Regions from separate parts of the Homo sapiens genome. Here region 2 is linked to region 1. A link is an interaction called in ENCODE POLR2A ChIA-PET data of the cell type or tissue named here. Cell type or tissue: OCI-LY7. All regions are shown on one strand.

The links. ChIA-PET counts read pairs that join two places held together with the same protein. Peaks named below come from ENCODE experiments on the same cell type or tissue, not always from the same donor. Only the 100,000 strongest peaks of a DNase experiment are listed, where the experiment ranks them.
Region 2: POLR2A ChIA-PET joins it to region 1 with 14 read pairs; 2 of 35 experiments call an interaction of 5 or more read pairs at or near these places.

What each region holds. Positions count from the first base shown.
Region 1 is chr14:50,188,011-50,196,010 of GRCh38, reverse strand. SOS2 (SOS Ras/Rho guanine nucleotide exchange factor 2) reads left to right here. Exons shown (of 23, transcript NM_006939.4): 5 at 7,311-7,514. Among named protein-coding and RNA genes, the nearest start is that of SOS2, 40 kb to the left of the region's middle. In OCI-LY7, no CTCF peak of the experiment used is centred here; a DNase peak (open chromatin) is centred at 4,290.
Region 2 is chr14:50,595,390-50,603,389 of GRCh38, reverse strand. It overlaps ATL1 (atlastin GTPase 1), which reads right to left. Exons shown (of 14, transcript NM_015915.5): 6 at 7,758-7,814. Among named protein-coding and RNA genes, the nearest start is that of ATL1, 39 kb to the right of the region's middle. In OCI-LY7, CTCF peaks have their summits at 3,025 and 3,239 (motif pointing left); a DNase peak (open chromatin) is centred at 3,249.

The DNA of each region.
Region 1 (8,000 bases):
CTGTCGCCCAGGTTGGAGTGCAGTGGTGTGATCTCGGCTCACTGCAACCTCCGCCTCCCAGGTTCAAGCAATTCTCCTGCCTCAGCCTCCCAGGTAGCTGGAACTACAAGTGCCCACCACCATGCCTGGCTGATTTTTGTGTTTTTAGTAGACGGGGTTTCACTATGTTGGCCAGGCTGGTCTCGAACTCCTGACCTTGTGATCTGCCTGCCTCGGCCTTCCAAAGTGCTGGGATTACAGGCTTGAGCCACCACACCCAGCTTCTTTGTTTTTGAGAGCTTGAGTCTCCCTCTGTCACCCAGGCTCACTGCAGCTTCAAACCCCTGGGCTCAGGCAATCCTCCTGCCTCAGCCTCACAAGTAGCTAGAGCTATAGGTGCCTGCCACCATGCCCAGCTAATTTCTAAATTCTTGTAGGAATGGGGTCTTGCTATGTTGCCCAGGCTGGTCTGGAATTCCTGGCTTCTAGTGATTTTCTTGCCTCAACCTCCCAAGATGCTGGGATTACAGGTGTTGGCCACTGCACCAGGCCATAAACTATTTTTTTTTAATAAGTCATTCCTTTATTTGAAGCATTTTTCCATGTCCTAAATCTTCACCTTTTGAGAGTTTAAAAAAATCTTCATGTGGCAGGATTTTCAGATCCCCTTGTTATATTGCTTTTAGACTGATTTCTAAAACTGTGAAGACAATAGTCCAGATTTGGTCTGACCAACAGAGTATATTGAAATGCATGTACGTATCCTTCATTCTATATGCTATTCTTTAATAATTTCAGCATTAATATTTTGGCACCACGTTACTCTGTGTACTTGTTGAGTCTGCAGATTTCTAAACTCCCGAGGACTGTTCCACATGAAGTACCATTATGTTAGGTCTTTGATTTCTCCAACTTGTGCTTGTTGATTTTTTGTTATTGTTGTAAGAATGAACGTGAATTTATCCCTAGAAAACTTCATACTGTTATTGAGGCTATGTTCCAGCATATGTAGATATTTTAAAAATTGAATTCTGTCATTCAGCATTTTAGATACTCTACCCAGGTTTTTGTAAAGTGTACAAGTCTGATAAACCTTGAATTAAAATTATTTAGTAAAAATGTTGAAAAGGCCAGGTGCCTTTGAATCTGAGAGGCGGAGGTTGCAGTGAGCCGAGATCACGCCACTGCACTCCGGCCTGGGTGACAGAGCGAGACTCCATATTATTTTATTTAATTTATTTATTTTTTATTGTTGAGACAGAGTCTTGCTCTGTCACCCAGTATGGAGCGCAGTGGCGTGATCTTGGCTCACTGCAACCTCTGCCTCCCAGTTTCAAGCAATTCTCCTGCCTCAGCCTCTCAAGTAGCTGGGATAACAGGTGCCTGCCACCATGCCTGGCTAATATTTTTGTATTTTTAGTGGAGATGGGATTTTACCATGTTGGACAGGTGGGTCTCAAACTCCTGACCTCAGGTGATCTATCCACCTCAGCCTCCCAAAATGCTGGGATTACAGGTGTAAGCCCCCGCGCCCAGCCAATACTCCATCTTAAAAAAAAAAAAAAAAAAAAAAAAAAATTGAAAGGGATTATATAAGAAATGAGATTTCCAACATATGTTATTAGTGGCATTCTTCTAGGTTAAAAGTTACCACTTTTCTTCATTCCTGCCTTTTAGTTAGCTATTATTTCACATTTTATTTAATTCATGGGTCAACAAACTTTACCTATAAAGGGCCAGGGGATAAATATTTTAGGCTTTGTGGGCCATACGTCTTTCTTGCATCTACTCTTCTCTGCTCTTGTAGCATGAAAGCAGCCATAAATGAATGAGCATGGGCTATGTTCCAGCAAAACTTTATTTACAAAAACAGGCTGCAGGCTGGATTTGGCCTGTAGTTTGCTGGTCCTTGTTTCAGACATTCCTGTCATGATCCCCTATTTGTCACAAGAGACTGTCATATGCTTAGCTAAAATCCAGATGACTTGGCCGGGCGTGGTGGCTCACACCTGTAATCCTAGCACTTTGGGAGGCCAAGACGGGCAGATTGTCTGAGCTCAGGAGTTTGAGACCAGCCTGGGCAACATGGTGAAACCCCATCTCTACTAAAATACAAAAAATCGTCCAGACGTGGTGGCGATTGCCTATAATCCCAGCTACTCAGGAGGCTGAGGCACAAGAATTGCTTGAACCTGGGAGGCGGAGGTTGCAGTGAGCCGAGTACCACTTAACTCCAGCCTGGGCAACAAAGTGAAACTATGTCTCAAAAAAAAAAAAAATCCCGATGACTTGATATGTGGGTCTAGTTATGTAACCCTAAGTAATGAGATTGTATGATGTGGTATGATCTTAGTATATCCAAACTGATATCTAGAGATCACTAGTTCAAGAGCTCACAGACCATTTGTTTAATAAATTATTTGAATATATGGTTTCTAGGGATATCTTTAATTTGCCAGACAGAGAACTTGAGAATCAACCCTATTTCTTTACAGTTAAAAATAAAAATAACATGTGGCTATATGAGGTATTCTAGCATATCAAAGATTGCTGAGAATTAGATGATCATAGGAAAGAACCATAGAATTTAACTTCTAGTATATAAGTTACTACTAATGAAAATAGTATTTAAAACTGGAAAAACTGAACATAAATGCTTAAGAAGGAAATTGATGTTTAGGAAAGGTAAAGGCCAGGCACAGTGGTTCACGCTTGTAATCCCAGCACTTTTGGAGGTTGAGGCAGGAGGATAGATGGAGCCCAGGAGTTTGAGACCAGCCTGGGTAGCATAGCAAGACATCATCTCTACAAAAAATTTAAAAAAAGAAACAAAGAAAGAAAGGTGAGATACCCTGGGGAATATAGCAAGACCTCATCTCTACTAAAAATAAAAAAAATATTAGCTGGGTGTGGTGGTGCATCCCAGCTACTTGGAAGGCTGAGGTGGGAGGATTGTTTGAGCCTAGGACATTGAGGCTATAGTGAGCTATTATTGTGCCATTGGGCAACAGTGGACAAAAAAAACCAAAAAAAAGGTGAGAGAATAAGAGGGCACAAAGCTGCTCTGAGGAAGCTTAGTTCACCAGATCTAGATATACTAGCAGTTGAGTTCTGTATTTTCTTTCTTTTGTTTTTAACCTATTGAATTATACTTTTTTTTTTCCTTCTGAGACAGACTCTCACTCTCTCAACCAGGCTGGAGTATAATGGCGTGATCTTGGCTCACTGCAACCTCTGCCTCCTGGGTTCAATCCATTCTCCTGCCTCAGCCTTCTGAGTAGCTGGGATTACAGGCACTTGCCACCACGCCTGGCTAATTTTTGTATTTTTAGTAAAGACAGGGTTTTGCCGTGTTGGCCAGGCTGGTCTCGAACTCCTGACCTCAAGTGATCTGCCTGCCTTGGCCTCCCAAAGTGCTAGGATTACAGGCATGAGCTACTGCGCCTGGCCTTTGTTTTTGTTTTTGTTTTTTTTTAAAGACAAGGTCTTGCTCTTTCGCCCAGGCTGGAGTGTAGTGGCGCAATCTCTGCCCAGTGCAACCTCTGCCTCCCGTGTTCAAGCGATTCTCCCACATCAGCCTCCTGAGTAGCTGGGATTACAGGTGCGTGCTACCATGCCTGGCTAATTTTTTGTACTTTTAGTAGAGACAGGGTTTCGCCATGTTGGGCAGGCTGGTCTTGAACTCCTGACCTCAGGTGATCCATCCACCTTGGCCTCTAAAGTTCTGGGATTATAGGCGTGAGCCACCCATGCCTGGCCAGAAAAATCTGAAGCTAACAGGAGTGGGGTATGAATATATTTTCTCTTTCATGGTAGTATTACTCCATCTGTTTCAAGAGCTAGCTTGCTCGCTCCTTTTTTTTTTTTTTTTTTTTTTTTTTTTTTTTTGTGACAAGGACTCACCTAAGCCGGAGTACGGTGGTGTGAACACGGCTCACTGCAGCCTCAACCTCCAGAGCTCAAGTGATCCTCATGCCTTAGCTTCCTTTGTAGCTGGGACCACAGGCTTGAACCACCATGCCTGGCTGTGTTTAAAATTTTTTTGTAGAAACTGGGTCTCTCTTTGTTGCCCAGGCTGGTCTTGAACTCCTGGGCTCAAGCAATCCTCCCAGTTTCAGACTGGTGACCTTCTAGTGAATAGGGTCTCTAGGTTTGTTTTTTAAATTTTTGAATTATTTGCCATCCATTTATATTTACAGATCTAAAAATTTTACATAAAAATGTAAATCCCAGACTTTTCATGAAAAAAGAAAATCAGAATGCCTAACAGAAAACAGCTGGCACTGAGCAGCACACTTCCTCTTTAGGTGCATGTACCTTCCGGTTTACCATAATCCCCACTGTTTCTTATATATTATAATGTTACTTGCCTGACCCCTGTAGCATTTAAATTCAGGAACTTTGGTATTATGTGACCAAAAGAGTTTTAAGAATGGAACTCTGGAGTGGGTGGTAGAGAAGGTAAGTCATAGAGGAGGCCCCACTGACAGAATGGTGTATCAGAAGCCAAGAAGAGAAAAATTGTTTGGAGCTGGGGGGTTTATATGTGTTTTTTCTTATTTAGAGATAGGATCTCATTCTGTCACTCAGGCTAGAATGTGGTGGTACAATATTAGCTCACTGCAGCTTCGAATTCCTGGGCTCAAGTGATTCTCCCACCTCAGCCTTCAGAGTAGTTAGGACCGCAGGTGTCTACCAGCATACCTGGTTATTATTTTTTTTTACTTTTGGTAGAGATAGAATCTTGCTATATTGCCCAGGCTGGTCTTGAATGCCTGGCCTCAAGTGATCCTCCTGCCTCGGCCTCCCAAAGTGCTGAGATTGTAAGCATGAGCCACCATGCCTCGCCCTGAGAGTTTTAAGAGTTTTAAGAATGAGAGAATGGTCAGCTGTGTCAAAAACTAGAGAAAACAAGTAGGAAGACTAAAACACACCATTAGATTTGACACTAGATCAATAGTGAGAGCAGTTTTAATATAGTAATGGGCTTGCTAAGTGAATGGGAGCAAGAAGTTACAGCTAGCAAGTATGACCTACTCTAAAAGGGTCTCTGGTGGGGAAGAGAAGAGGGTGGTAGCTCTTCTGTGTGTTTTTATGTCTTATGTCTTCCTTTATTTTGCATGTCTGTTTGAAATCAGAGTTCATCACCAAATTCCCTGTGTAGCCTTACTGGTTTCTTTAAATTTAAAGTGGCTGGGAAGTGGGGATGATGGTCTCCAATGACAAGAAGGTGGATTGCATGGAGTAAGCAGTGGGGAAGGGAGGGATTTGAGAGTGTCACAGAACATGAGATTAGGAAGGTGGGTTGGAGTTAAATTATGAATGGCCTTTATCCTAAAGAAGTTAGGATTTTATGCAGAAGGCAATGAAATCCAGTATCATTTTTATGTATCATTTATTTTTAGTAACATGATTTTAGAACTGGGGTTGGGAAGACCTGTGGCAGGCAGATCAAATTATGAAACTTGTGTATCTTTTTAAGAGATGGTGATTGTTTAGTGGAGTAATCTAAAGCCTGCGGTAAGATGGAGAGAGCTGACCAGATTTAAAAGATGCTTATAAGATATTTCTGAGTTAGATTCAAAAAGATTAGGAAGGCAGAGTTCATGTTTACTTTATTAGCATATTTTACCAACATGTGGTACAGTTTATGGTGATCAGTAGATGTTTTTCAGAATGAATGAATGAATATCTGTTATTGTGTTGTCAGAATTTCCTCTCATCCCTTTGAAGTTTTTACTTTTTGTAGTTTCCTTTTCAGGGTATACCTTTATGCTGAACTCTCTGGGTACGTTTCGGTCAGTCTTAAATATATAATTAACTAGGTCCAATCATTTTTTTTAAAAAAAAGTATTATTAATTATAAAATGTATGGTCACAGCCAGGCGCAGTGGCTCACACCTGTAATCCCAGCACTTTGGGAGGCTGAGGCAGGTGGATCACTTGAAGTCAGAAGCTCGAGACCAGCCTGAATAACATGGTGAAACCCCGTCTCTATTAAAAATACAAAAAAAAATTAGCCAGGCATGGTGGCGTGCACCTGTAATCCCAGCTACTCAGGAGGCTGAGGCAGGAGAATCACTTGAACTTGGGAGGCGGAGGTTGCAGTGAGCTGAGATCATGCCACTGTACTCCAGCCTGGGTGAGAGAGCAAGACTGTGTCTCACAAAAAAAAAAAAAATAAAAAATAAAGTATAGTCAACTTTCTTTTTCACTTTGATTTATAGCTAGTTCTTGCCTGTTGGTTGACCTAAGTCCATGGTAGCATTTCTGAAAGAAGAAGTGGTTGCTACAACAATTTAAGCATCTGTGAGATGTTTGGGTTTAGCAAATGAACGTAATAGCAGTGGTCATTGTAGTAAATGTGCATCAGAAATGCATCGCACTGATCTATCGTGTGCCTCTACCATAGTAGCATTTCACTTTTCTCCTTTTAACCCTACTCAAATATGTACTGTCATCCTTATAATATGGCAAGGAACTACCATGTTGAATACCTACTATTTGCTAGATGTAGTAGTATGCATTTTATATACATTACCACATTGAATTCTTCTTATCAGCTACATTTTACTCATAAGGAATGTGACTTTCAAAAGAATAAATGTGTTCATAATCATAGTCGAGTAGTGGCTGAACTGGGATTTTTGGCTCGGGTTATTGTTCCCCAAAGACAGGCTTGCTTTTTTTTTTTTTTTTTGCTATTATGTGTGTGTGTGTGTGTGTATTACAGTATACATATATACATATACATATGTATTAGTACATATTTCACCATTAGTTCATATCTCCAGAAATATTTATTTTGCCATACTCGATTTTATTTGAATATTTCCCACCTTCAACAACTTTTTTTCCTTTTATTCTAGGTTTTATCATATAAATTTACTTATAATACACACAACTCATTGTGTAATATTTGTGTGTGCGTGTGTGTGTGTGTGTGTGTGTGTGTGTGTGTGTGTGTGTGATGGAGTCTCGCTCTGTCGCCCAGGCTGGAGTGCAGTGGTGTGATCATGACTCAACTGCAGCCTTGACCTCCCAGGCTCAAGCAATTCTCCTGCCTCAGCCTCCCAAATAGCTGGGATTACAAGCGCCTACCATGACGCCTGGCTAATTTTTTGTATTTTTGGTCGAGACAGGGTTTCACCATGTTGGCCAGGCTGGCCTTGAACTCCTGACCTCAAGTGATCCTCCTGCCTTGGCCTCCCAAAGTGCTGGGATTACAACACCCAGCCCTGTTTAATAACGTATAGATTTCAAGTACTTTGAGGCAGTTTTTATAAAAGTAAAGAAAATAAATTTATACATTATTGATTTCTGTTTCTCAGGTTTTGATGGACATGTTTGATCAGGATGACATAGGTTTGGTTTCTCTCTGTGAAGATGAACCTAGTTCTTCTGGTGAATTAAACTACTATGATCTTGTCAGAACTGAAATCGCAGAAGAAAGACAGTATCTACGGGAATTAAATATGATCATAAAAGTGTTTCGAGAAGCCTTTCTTTCTGATAGAAAGCTGTTTAAACCTTCTGTAAGTACCTTTTTGGGTTTGAAATTCTGTGTACCCCAAAAAACCAGACCAGCTTAAAATCATAAATAGTCACTTTTTTTTATTTTTTTGAGACGGAGTCTTGCTCTGTTGCCCAGGCTGGAGTGCAGTGGCGTGATCTCAGCTCGCACCACTGCAGCCTCCACCTCCCGGGTTCAAGCAATTCCTGCCTCAGCCTCCTGAGTAGCTGGGATTAGAGGCATGCACCACCACAATCGGCTAATTTTTTTATATTTTTAGTAGAGATGGGGTTTCTTCATATTGGCCAGGCTGGTCTCAAACTGCCGACCTCAAGTGATCCACCTGCCTTGGCCTCGCAAAGTGCTGGGATTATACGCATGATCCACTGCACCCAGCCCATAAATAGTAACTTTAAATACTTTATGAGTACATTAAAAATACTTTCATGTATTTGTGGGCTTTATAAACATGTGAATTGTTATATAATAGGTACAGTGACAATGAAAA
Region 2 (8,000 bases), 410 kb before region 1:
AATTGAGTTTTTACCTTTATCTCACAAAGATAATTTGAATATCTGTGTAAGGTCTAAGGTCTTGCTGGGCTTTTAAGTGTATGAAAATGGTTAATAAACATGCTGTAGGTGAAAACTGGGCTGAATTAACTCCAGAAAGTGAAGTACTTGACACTGAGGACATGGAAGAGAAGATAATAAATGTAAATAGTCCTAAAATATATGCTCAAGAAAGAAATAAGCCTTCTAAGAGAAGTCAAGTTTGTGTGAAGGAAAGTTTTTTTTTAGGGTTTATGCTTCCTACTTTCCTATTACAGGCCAACCTTAATCTACTAACTATCTGTACACAGAAATGTACATAGAAATGGTGCCCTATCTCTCTGCTACCAGAACCTTCTGCCATAGATGCTGTCTGCTGGAGTGTGCCCAGTGGCTAAATCTGTCCTCAAATATGTGCTTGAGAATGACATAGAGAGTGCAGATTCCCTGGTCTAAACACAGGGATTCCAATTCAGCAGAACTGTGGCATGGCTCAGAAATGATTCTAACCCAGGTGCCTAAAACACCTGCTTCTGCATCAATCATCAAGGCTACAGATATGCTGCAGCCCCATCTCTTCTCTGTGAGCCATACAGCCTAAATCCTGCTAAAATTCCCAACTACCTCAGGGCTCTGGGCCTCAAAAAGGTCCAGAAATCATCAAATATATTCAGGACTCTGCCTTAAAGGAACCAAGGCTCAGGAACTTCGTGACCACTATTTAAATTTGCTGTAGATTAAACAGGATTTTGCAGACCGGCCTACTAGAAACAGACCCACCATGTCGAAATGCCACTGAGAAATGTATTGACATCTAAAACACGAACTCAAGTGAATCTTGAGACTATAATACACTTTAGTAAATGGGGAATGTTTCTATTTCTTCATAGCCTACATAATTAGAAGGCATGAAGTGATTAAATCGTAAACTCCTGGGCTGCTATTGCCAAAGGGTACATTTAAAGGTATAATACAGGGTCTTCTTAGTAAGGGGGATCTGTTTTTAGCATAGACCCCATAACAAGCTTACTGTTGTTAGCACATGACGGAGTGGAAACCCTCTCCACCACCACAGCCCAGCAGAACTGAGAGGACAAGAGTGACAAGCACACACACAGAGCTCCTCAGAGTCATACAAGTGGAAAATGAGCCTTTCCTGGGGAAACAAGTAACTGGCGGCTGGTCATTTAGCAGAGCATTAGAGGAAGACAGCCTTGCTTGGTGTTGATAAGCAGCCTGCATTTAGAGTGAACTTCAAATAATGTCTGACAACATCAAAAATATCCAGAATTAGTCGTAGGGATCCTGCCCCAAGGATGTGATCATCCCAATACAGAACAATGTGGGGCCAGGTGTGGCTCATGCAAGTCTAAATGACCAAGAAAGAAAAACTCATAACATACCAATATAGACACAAATCTATCGCACGTGACAAGACATTTTCACTAGGTTCTTAGAGCAAACTGGGTGTTATTACTCAAATAAAACTTGCACAGTTATTACATACAGCCATGTTTAAATTAATGGAAAAATATTGTCATTCTCAACAAAAACTGGAAGTCCTAAGGTAAAGAAGCTAATATAAAGAACCTAGTTATTTTATAGATAGATATGTTAATAAAGTAGCTCCTGCCAGATTTTTATACTTTAAATTCAAATGCTCATAGTGAGCAAAACAGGTGAGAAAATAACTAATGTCACTTAGAGAACTCTATACTATGTCTTAATGTGAATTATACTTCCTGGGCGTGCTACATAGTTTAGAGCTGGCTCATTAGAGGTTGCAAAAAACAGTTGTTAAATTTTGAGGAATTTTTGCAAGTTGGTTGACGTCATGGTAGCTTGAAATTGGCCATGGTAAAAGTATTTACACCATAAAAATTAGCAAATAATATATATCAGGCTCACCTCCTCCCTCCTCCCCAACCAGTTTTAAACATTTTGCCAGCACACCACTGGTTACACTTGCACTTCAATATTGCTTTTAAACTGAATTCATTTAGCTTTTAATTCTCTCTTTTAAACCATGGTTTTTAAATACACGAACATATTTTTGTTTGCTTGATTACAGCTTGATATAAATTGTTTTTTTAAAGAATCAAGTTAATATGTTAATTCAGCTATTCATTTTCCCAGCTAATTGTCTTCATATTTGTTGTTTATTATAGGTCTGTTTATTATTCATAATTGTACTGTATTTCAGAGTTAAGAATTCTTCTATTTTAAATTTGTTTAAATTAATTTTGTCTATTTATTTATTTTTTGAGATACGGTCTCACTCTGTTGCCCAGGCTGGAGTGCAGCGGTGCAATCATAGCTCACTGCAGCCTCAAACGCCAGGGCTCAAGTGATCCTCCCACTTCAGCCCCGCTCCAAATAGCTGGGACTACAGGCGCTGTAGTTCTTTGTGGATTTTTTTTCTTTCACTTTTTGTAGAGATAGAGTCTCACTATGTTGCTCAGGCTCATCTCAAACTTCTGGTCTCCAAGCAATTTTCCTGCCTCCTCCTCCCAAAGTACTGGAATTGCAGGCATGAGCCACCACACCTGGCCTTAGTTTAATTTTAATATAAAATTATTTTTAAAATTTCATTATCCCTCACCTTACTTTCTCAGGCAATGTTTAAAATTTCCCCACACTTTTACCCAAATGAATAAAGCTGTTAACTTATCAGAGAGAAGAGGATAGAAGTGACCTGCTAAAAAAGATTGCTAAATCGAAATTTCATTTAGAAGTTATTTTACTTTGCAATTTTTTGCTATGCTTTTTCTAACTGAAATTTGAATTATTTAACTCATATATGTTTTGAAATTTGAATGTATTTGCATTTTATCTTTTGATTTTATAATGTATTTTTTGTTTTGGATTTGGTTGCTTTAATCTAAAATACTATAAAATAACTTTGGATGCCACCTTTACTACTTAATGAGCTTCGCATTTCAATTTCAGGTAGTTAAGAGTTACAAGTCCAAACATGTTTAGGAGTCATTGTTGACTCAGTCAGCGAAAACTTTTTTCTTGTCACTGACATTTCATAATGTCAACAGTTTACTAACTAGGGTAATCTCTTAAAGTTTTTTTCATTGTTTGTTTTCAACTCTTTTTTTTTTTTTTAACCAAAAGCCGCAACTCTATCAATCTTTATCTCTCATCTGTTTTATTGGAGCATTGATTGGTCTTTTCCAGTTTTAATGTTTCTGGCAAAATGTAAGGAGCAGTGACATCTGCTGGTAAGACCTAAAGTCCCTTTCTGTAATTTACAATGGAGTTCCCTACTCTGGTTTGCCAGTGGTTCTGAGTAACAAGTTAGAGAAGAAAATCAAAACAATAGCCTAATTACCATATAGCACTTCAACGATCAACCTAACAAATGATAAAAAAAAAAAAAGACAACAGAGTCTAGTACATATTGTAAATCATATAGAAGACTGCAAGCAAGGCTGGTTTTATTCTACCTCACCTCCTCCCCACACCAGGTTCCTGAGCCCTCAGGAGAATTCATACCCCTTCATCACAGCATACATCATCTCTCCATGCTACTTTACTTCATCATATTTTTCCCAGATCCTCACTCCCATTCCTCAACTATTCATTCCCACCCACATTCACTTTAATATATATTATAATATGCATAAATAGTATCATGTTATAAATCTCACACTTTTTTCTGCTTACTTCTGTACAAATTTTAACACTCTATTCATGCTACTCTATGCACTTTTGGTTCATTGCCTTTAGATGTTGCAAAGTATTCCAGAGTATGCTTTTCCCCATATTTTTATGTATCTGTTCTGCTAGTGATGGACACCTAAGTTGTCTCCAAATTCCTGCTACTATTACTCTATCAATAAATATCCTTATATATTTCCTCTGCTCCATGGAATGGCTGCTCCAATCTGCACTTTCAACAATAGGGCCTGAGTGTTCCCATTTTCCCAAATCCTAGCTTTCATTGGTATTATCTCCATGTTCTACTTTTTGCCTATTTAATGAGTGTAAAGTGGTATTTCATTGTTGTTTTAATATTTATCTAATTATCAGTGAGACTTGACATCCCTTCAAAAATGTATTAGCCATTCAGGTTTCCTTTCTGTGACTTGTCTATTAATATTCTTTGCCTGTTTTCTGATTGGGAACCAGGTTTTGGTTACTTGCAAAAGTTTCCTGTATGTTCTGCTTAGTAATCTTTTGTTGACTTTGACATTGTCAATGTCTTCTACCAATCTGTTCATTTTGATTATAAAGTCATTTGATAAATACAAATACTTAATTTTGATGTAGTAATATGCATCAATTTTTTACTACATGGTTTATTTTAGAGGGTCTAATAAATGTTTCTTCACCTCAGTTCAGAAAAATATTCTCCAGCACTTTCTTCTATTAGCTTTATAGTTTTAACTTGCATATTTAGTTCTTTGATCCATCTGGAGATTACTTCTATTACAGTATTTAGTAAAAATCCAGCTCTTTCTTCAAATAGTGAACTTGTTTTTCCAAACCCAACTATTAACCCATTTATTTCCCACCAGTTTATGATGCCACCTCTATTGACTACCAGGCTCCCATATATATATGAGTGTATTTAAACTGTTTAGTTCCACTGAGCTTTGCTCTTGTATCTGTGTAGGACCTCACCATTTTCATTGCTATGGCTTTTTAGTGTGTATTGAGCCCTCTAATTCAGATCGTCTTCTTAAAAACTGACTTAAGGCCGGGCACAGTGGCTCACACCTGTAATCCCAGCACTTTCGGAGGCCGAGGCGGGCAGATAACCTGAGGTCAGGAGTTCGAGACCATCCTGGCTAACATGGTGAAACCCCATCTCTACTAAAAGCACAACAAAATTAGCTGGGCATGATGGCGGGCACCTGTAATCCCAGCTACTTGGGAGGCTGAAGCAGGAGAATCGCTTGAACCCGGGAGGCAGAGGTTGTAGTGAGCCGAGATCATGACATTGCATGCATTCCATCCCGGACAACAAGAGCAAGACTCCGTCTCAAAAAAAAATAAAAATAAAAATAAAATAACCTGACTCTTAAATCAAAACAAGACTTAATTCTTCCATATGAGTTGTAGAAAATATACAAAAATCCTATTGTAATTTCAATTATAATTGCACTGAGTTTGACTAATTTGTTGAGAATGAAATTCTCCACAACATTAAATCATACCATCTGTGATCATATTATATCTCTTTGGTTTATACAATTTTTTCTCTATGGTCTTTAATAGACCTTTGAATTTTTCTCCAGAAAGGTCTTTATATTTTGGTGGCTAATTACTAAAGATTTTTGTTTTGTTTTGCTATTGTGAATGGTATATATATTTTAAAACTTATATTTGCTAGCTGTAATTGCTGGTTTTAAGAAACGCTATTGGCCGGGTGCGGTGGCTCACGCCTGTAATCCCAGCACTTTGGGAGGCCGAGACGGATGGATCATGAGGTCAGGAGATCAAGACCATCCTGGTTAACATGGTGAAACCCTGTCTCTACTAAAAACACAAAAAAATTAGCTGGGTGTGGTGGCGGGCACCTGTAGTCTCAGCTACTCGGGAGGCTGAGGCAGGAGAATGGCGTGAATCCCAGAGGTGGAGCTTGCAGTGAGCCGAGATCGCACCACTGCACTCCAGCCTGGGCGACAGAGTGAGACTCCGTCTCAAAAAGAAAAAAAATAAACACTATTGACCTTTTAAAATTTAAAAATGTTATCACATAATATGATACCTACAAAAGAATGCATGTAACATATATATATATGCTATTAAGCAGATTAATAAAATAAATACTTGTGAACCCACAAACCTGCTTAAATAATTGAAAATGCCAATAACATTGAAGCTTCCTGTGTGTCCCTTCCTGATACATCCCCATTTCTCCTCTCCGGTAGTAAATACTACTTTAATTTTGCTTTTTAAATAGTTTTATCACACGTGTTTATATTCTTAACATATTGTTTAGTTTTGCTCATTTTGGACCTTTATAAAAAATGCTATCCTACTGTAAATAGTCTTTGGCAACTAGCTTTTTTCCAATCCACATTATGTTTTTAAAATTGATCCATCCTGAGACATATAGCTTTTATAAATGTTCTTTCTTATTTTCATTAGGTTTTGTCTGTTATTCTTTTTTCTTTTTTCTTTTTTTTTTTTTGTTTGTTTTTTTGAGACAGAGTCTTGCTCTGTCGCCCAGGCTAGAGTGCAATGGTGCAATCTTGGCTCACTGCAACCTCCACTCCCAGGTTCAAGTGATTCTCCTGTCTCAGCCTCCGGAGTAGCTGGAATTACAGGTGCCCGCCACCATGCCCAGCTAATTTTTGTATTTTTAGTAGAGACGGGGTTTCACCATATTGGTCAGGCTGGTCTTGAACTCCTGACCTCAAGCAATCCACCCACCTTAGCCTCCCAAAGTGCTGGGATTACAGGTGTGAGCCAATGTGCCCAGCCTACTTTTTCTTCTTAATTTGTACTTATCACTAATTTTCTGCCTTTCTTCTTCTCTAATATAAAACTTTTATGGCTATATTTTTTTCCCTCTAAGTACCATTTTCATGATAGCATTTAATGTTCAATATGTGTGTTTTCTTTCAAGCACTCAATTTGCAGTATTTTCATATAACTATTATGAGTTTAACTTAACCCATGAATTATTTTTGAAGTGTGTGCTTAAATTTCCAAAATATGCTTTTTAAAATGAGCACTTTCTTACTAACTTTTAACTAAATTGTCCTATGATGACAGAATGAGGTCAGTATGAATTCAATCCTTCGAAAATTGTGGAGACCTGCTTTGTGGCTTAATATGTGGTAAACTTTTGTACATACACCTTGCATGCTTAAGAGTAATGTGTTTTCTTTGTTACTTACACTATTCTATGCATGTACCATAAAGCAAGCTTGTTAGCCCTAGGTTTCACATCTTCTGTATTGTTACTCATTTTCTGTTTACTTGACTTATCAATAGTTAGGAGCTGTGTTTCAGTGGATTTACTTATTTCTTCTTATGGTTCTATTGATCTTTATATATTTTGAGGCTATATGTCATACAAATTTAGAATTTTTTTTTTTTAAGAGACACCATCTCTCACTATGTTGCCCAGGCTGGACTCAAACTCTTGGGGTCAAGTGATCCTCCCACCACAGCTATCCGAGTAGCTGGGATTACAGGAATGTGCTACCATGCCTGACTAGAATTCTTGTATTTTCCTGGTGAAATAACCTTTTATTATTATGAACTTCTCTATTCTAAATAATTCTTATAGACTTGAAGTCTCACAAAAATATAGACACTTGTTTTCCTTCACTTAGTATGTGCCTGATCTATCTTTTTCCATCCTTTTATTTTCAAATGAACACATTCTTATGTTTAATACATCTCATAAGATATGGCTGGATGTTTAATTTTTGTACATAAATGAGGCTGGGCCCAGGGGCTCACACCTGTAATCCCAGCACTTTGAGAGTCACTTTGAGTTCAGGAAAAAAAAAAAGCTGACATTTTGCCTGGAACCAGAATGCCTAATTCATCTTTCATTTCCACATCTCTTTTTTAAAAAATAATTCTTAAAAATTCGATTTCCTCATTTCCATCTCATTCTATATTGCATCAAATAGCATAAAATAGTTCAAAAATGGTTTCTCAATGAAATAAAAAGAGAAGGAAACATGACCCTAATTAATATACCTGGTTACAGTCTTCAGGAAAATCTAGTAAGAATTTACCATCATTTAACACTCGCTCACCTGAAATGGCTTCAGGAATGTTTCCTCCATTGCCAGTCTGCCATACTCAGTGAAAAGCTAGAAAAAAAATTACACACACACACATACACAGAGAGAGAGAGAGAGAGAGAGAGAACTTTAGCACCTGCAAAGTTTTAATTCTTGGCTTTCTTTCATTTACTTTTCCCTCTAGGTATAACAGAATATTACATTAAGAAGATTCTAATAATCATTTTTAGGAAATAAGCATTGGATAGGTAAAGC